Regions from separate parts of the Homo sapiens genome. Here region 1 is linked to region 2. Evidence: read pairs that join two places in POLR2A ChIA-PET (ENCODE). Cell type or tissue: A673. All regions are shown on one strand. Region 1 overlaps NCKAP5 (NCK associated protein 5). Region 2 overlaps NCKAP5 (NCK associated protein 5).

Region 1 (2,500 bases), 59 kb after region 2:
AAGAAAGAAACTCGAAGAGGTAAATACACAGCCCCATACAACATTGGAAAAGGGTGAACAGTGAACCCTAGTCTGCCTAATCCAAAGCCCATGAAGTTCTCTTCTAATTCAAATCAGACTATTTGAAGTGGGTCCACTATTTTTTTCAGCTGATTAATCTTTGGATTATTACTTGGGTTAGTGCATAATAAATGAGTGCTCATCTCTGAAGAGATAACTGAAGAAATTAGTGTAAATATATATGTGGGATTTGGGGAAACACTAATTTGGAAATTAATTTCCTGCTGATACTGTCCATTCATTCATTTAGTCATTCAACAAATATGCATTAGGCACCTAGTGTGGGCCGGGAATCTGCTGGGTCCTGCAAAAATAATGAGGAAACAAATACAGGGACTGCCTCCAGGGCGATAGAATCTGGAGCAAACAAGGAGTAGATCATCTGTAATTTCCAAGAAATGAGTATTTTGAACATATGAAAGTGACAAGTACGATCGTCTTCCATTTCTTTCAAGACCTTGATTTTTTTTTTTTTTTTTTTTTTTGAGATGGAGTCTCGCTCTGTCACCCAGGCTGGAGTGCAGTGGCGCAATCTCAGCTCACTGCGACCTTCACCTCCCGAGTTCAAGTGATTCTCCTGCTTCAGCCTCCCAAGTAGCTAGGCCTACAGGCTCCCACCACCATGCCTGGTTAATTTTCTGTATTTTTAGTAGAGACGAGGTTTCACTATGTTGGCTAGGCTGGTCTCGCACTCCTGACCTTGTGATCCACCCGCCTTGGCCTCCCAAAGTGTTGGGATTACAGGTGTGAGCCACCATGCCCGGCCAAAACCTTGATTTTAAAGATGACGTAGGGCCCAGCTGTAGGATATGCCTGAGAGTGTCCTGGGAATGATTCTACAATCTAGGCTAGGCATGTAGCATGTGGATCAGAGAGACAGGTGAGAAATAGTCTCAGCAACCTACTTCCACCCTTACTTAAAATTCTATTTTTGTCTATTTCTGAACTACATCCAAAGGCCTAGTTTTCAATGTCCTTGCGCTCTGAAGTGTAGAGGTTGGAAAATAACTCAACTCCACCGTCGTCACTGACTGTAAGGGCCCAGCTCTGATTGGAGAGGAAGAAGCAGTTTCTCCAACTTTTCGTGCAGAAGCTCCTCCTGGAATGTTTGTGAAAATTGCCAATTTCCTGTCCCTGCATACTGATTGGGAAGGTCTGAATGAGGTCTACGGATATGCAATTTTAGCAACCACCACACATCTTTCTGATGCAAAGGGCTCCCAGAAACACACCTTGAGAAACACTGGGATATGGTTTATTTTATTTTATTTTATTTTATTTTATTGCCTGTAGCTTTATATTATCTCAGACATTGTTGTGGAATCAGAAGTACTTTAAAACTTCCACATGGGTCTGTGCTCTTCTGTTACTGTATCTAAACTTGGTGGAGGGAGCTTTCATCCTTCTACTGAAAATTTCTGAAAATGCTCTCTACAGCACAGCATTCAGATAATCTAATTGTGGTGTTCTTAACCCCAGGTGAATATTATAATCTCCTGTGGTGCTTTAAAAAAACAGAAAGCCCAGGCTCCACCCAAGAGCAGAGTCAGATGGGAATCTCTGAGGTGTGACACAGCCAGCAGTATTTTTAAAGGTCCCCAGGTAAGTCCACCAAGCAGGTACAGAGGAGAAGCACTTGCTGTTCTGGATCTGAGACCTCACCTGCTGCAGCTTCTTCTGCTGAAGATACCCTTTCCAATTCTGCCCCCTCCTCTGCTCACCTACCCGCTGCTCCTCCTGCCCTCTGGTGACTGCATTCTGTGTTTCCAAAGTCCTCAGTGCAGCTCATTTGCTCTGTGACTTTCTCTCACCTCCCTACTCTATGACTGTCCATCCCTTGCACTTCTCCTGCCAGGCTGGGAGTGCCGTGAACTCAGGGCCTGGGTGAGGCTGACATCCAGTAAAGGTTTGCAGGATACAACGGAATCCATTGAAGTGCCATGCAGTGGTTTTGGATGTTATTTTACTTATTTTACTTCTTTACATGGGAATAGTAGGTATGAAAGAAACTGTGGCCAAGGCAATACTGTGAATAAATAGCAAGTCATTGCTCACCACTAAGTGTCTGTCAAACAGCTAGACTAAGAAACCTGATTCTAACATGCAAACCTCCAAACTCTAAGATTAATCCTTGTTTTTTCCTTTGTACTGCAAGGCTGAGAGATGAGATAGGGAGCAGTAGCGGTGAGGATGAAGTGTATGCAGGCACACCTGTTTGTATACAGGTGTGTGCGCATGCATTTGTAGGTGTGTGCACTTGTGGATGTGCATGCCTAGCAAGCCAGGGTGTATGTGTGTGTGTGTATCTAGGAATGTGAGTCTGTTACCTTCTGAATAAATGTGCTCTTCTATTGGAACACAGATTCTCAAGTGTTTTCCCCAAATCCTCAATATGTTCCTCATTTCCCAGAAAATAACCATCAGTGCAAGAAGGATTGAA
Region 2 (2,500 bases):
ATTCAATGCATAAATATAAATACCATAATCTCTCTGAGACAGTCTGTAGTTACCATAATCCTAAAATTATTCCGTCTTCTCAAATCCCTAAAGATTTATCAATTTTCATAAAGTACTTTGATGGAAACTTTTTTCAAGATGCAAAGTTATCTTTCTCTGAGCTTTCCTTTCATATTATACCATGTGCAGTATTTGCAACCTCGGAGAATACCAAAAATGAGTTCTTATTTTTCAGAGAAATTGGTTATGGATCTATAAATAACTATTACAAAGAAATGAGCATTATAGAGAGAAGAAGCTGCTCTTAGACTCATTTGAGAAACTATGGGGAAGTTCAGATTCCCAAGACTAATTATTATTGTAAAATTAAGGGTTTGCTTTGAACACTTGTTAGTATTCAGCCGATTTTAAAGACAACAATTTTTTTCTTAGACTGTGGGTTGGAGACTACAAATATTGCTCCTCAAATACCCCATGTTAATAATTCCAGGGGTTTAAAAACATTTATTACATATAAATCTATAGTGTTTTATTTAGCTATTTGGTGTGGGATGGTAAATTTATTTCATAAACCCTTTCCTAATGGTAGAAAACTAAGGAAATAAGATGCCCTTTAACTTGAATGTACAAAAATTTAGTCATTGTGTAACATGTGAATTACTTATTCAAAAAGCCAATGGTTGAGTCACAGAAGACGTCACCAAGCCCAGTGCATCATCAAGCTCTACATTGGAGCAAAGCCCAGGTCCACACGCTGTGGTTAATGTTAACTGCCTTATCAAAATAGCTCAATTGATTGGAATCCAATAGACCAAAATTCTCCATTACAGCCAACATATTTGAAACAAAGAGGATAATAACTATACAACTAGCTTTTCAACATGCAGGAGAAATCCTGGGCTCAGCCTCACCAATGAGCTTCCCTCTCCATGGCTACATCCATAACCAGGGAGGCAGGAAAGCAGGTGGCCAAAGGTGTCATCATAATCTTGGGTTTAAATCCTGGCTTTGTGTGACTAGGGCAAGCCACTTCATCTTTTGAGTCTTCATTTCCTTTAGGGATAATAATACCAATACTAGCTCACAGGGGCTTACCGGAAATTTCAAATTCAAGAGATGGAGCTCTTGGATTCGTAAGGTTGTGGTGAGGATTTAATTAAATGCTTGAAGACTGCTAGCTGTTTTTAGGATCTGGGGCACAATTTGTGGGGCCCAGAGAATCACCTCCACTGAAGAATCACCCTTTCGGCAGCAAGCTAAAAAAAGTGCAAAGTCAATAGCAGAGTGTTCAGCTGAGGTAGAACAAACACAAGTAGCAAGCGGAAGAGGGGATAGGTAAATGCTTCAGTAGGTTCGTTTTGCCAATGCTGAGTCACAGTTGCTTTACAGTCAGAATGTCGGGAGCGGCTTGCTGGAAGCCCCTGCTTGTTTCAATGGATTTCCTTTCCTTTCTCCACAGGAGGGCTGTCCATGCCCTGAAAGGCACTCCTCCCTTGACAGGAAGTACGGGAGGACTTCCCTGCTGAGGCGGAACACTGGCTCCCTCACAAGATGGCCTCCTGTGATGGTGAGCAGAGCTAGTGTCTTCATATTCTTCCCTCTCTGCTCACCCACCTGACATTTCTGCCTTGTCTCACTTGCCTGAACACTCCTCAGTTTTCCTGATCTGGAAGCTAACTGGATGACACTTGTCCTGTTACTACCCATGGTCCCTAATATGACACGGAGCTATGGACCAGCTCTTAGCAAAACCCCTGAGCAGACAATCAATGAAGGTATATAAAATGGCAAATGAAGACTTGAGAATTCTACTCCATATAATCCTTCCTGACGAATCTCCAGGAACTGACAGTTTCCTTTGCCATAGCACTATCTAGACATGACCTCTCAAAGATACAAATAAATAAGAGCATTCCATTTCTCCTATTCCCTTCCTTGAACTGCAAATGTCTATCTATAATTACTAAGTATAATTACAACTGTTATTATACTGTCACCACGTGGTACTGGTAACACATATCTTACAATATGAAAATCCTTAAACAACTTCTTTCTTACTGATTTTACCGAGGACCAAGATAGACTATGCCACATGGCACCAAAGTACCATGTAGCCTGCTGCTGGTCCACTGAGTGACTGTGAGAGTTTTAAATTCCTTTTCACATTTACTTCTTGAATCTGTCACTAGACTCCAGAATCATCTGAAGGAATCAGGCAGTTCTCAATACCATCTCATTATTGACATTTATGTTGATCGATGTTGGCTCTTACAGAATTGGAATCTACAGATGAATTTCCTTATTAGATTCTTTCTCACGGCTGCCATAATCATTTTATCACACAGGCTGATGCTATCAAATGCTGGTTTATCACTACGTAATGGGACAAGCTAAATTAGTTCCTCTAATATGTTACAAGAAATAAAAAAAAAAATTCCTGGTTTTAAATCTCATTTTTCTCAAATCTTAAGAAATTCCCTGATGTTTTTGTGTATAAAGA

Evidence for each region. Peaks named below come from ENCODE experiments on the same cell type or tissue, not always from the same donor. Only the 100,000 strongest peaks of a DNase experiment are listed, where the experiment ranks them.
Region 1: POLR2A ChIA-PET joins it to region 2 with 20 read pairs; 1 of 35 experiments calls an interaction of 5 or more read pairs at or near these places.

What each region holds. Positions count from the first base shown.
Region 1 is chr2:132,873,582-132,876,081 of GRCh38, forward strand. All of the region lies in intron 9 of NCKAP5 (NCK associated protein 5), which reads right to left. Among named protein-coding and RNA genes, the nearest start is that of NCKAP5-AS1, 41 kb to the right of the region's middle. In A673, no CTCF peak of the experiment used is centred here; a DNase peak (open chromatin) is centred at 1,140; H3K27ac peaks cover 1,057 bases.
Region 2 is chr2:132,815,023-132,817,522 of GRCh38, forward strand. The region is part of intron 11 of NCKAP5 (NCK associated protein 5); the gene reads right to left. Among named protein-coding and RNA genes, the nearest start is that of NCKAP5-AS1, 99 kb to the right of the region's middle. In A673, no CTCF peak of the experiment used is centred here; DNase peaks (open chromatin) are centred at 709 and 1,479; H3K27ac peaks cover 253 bases.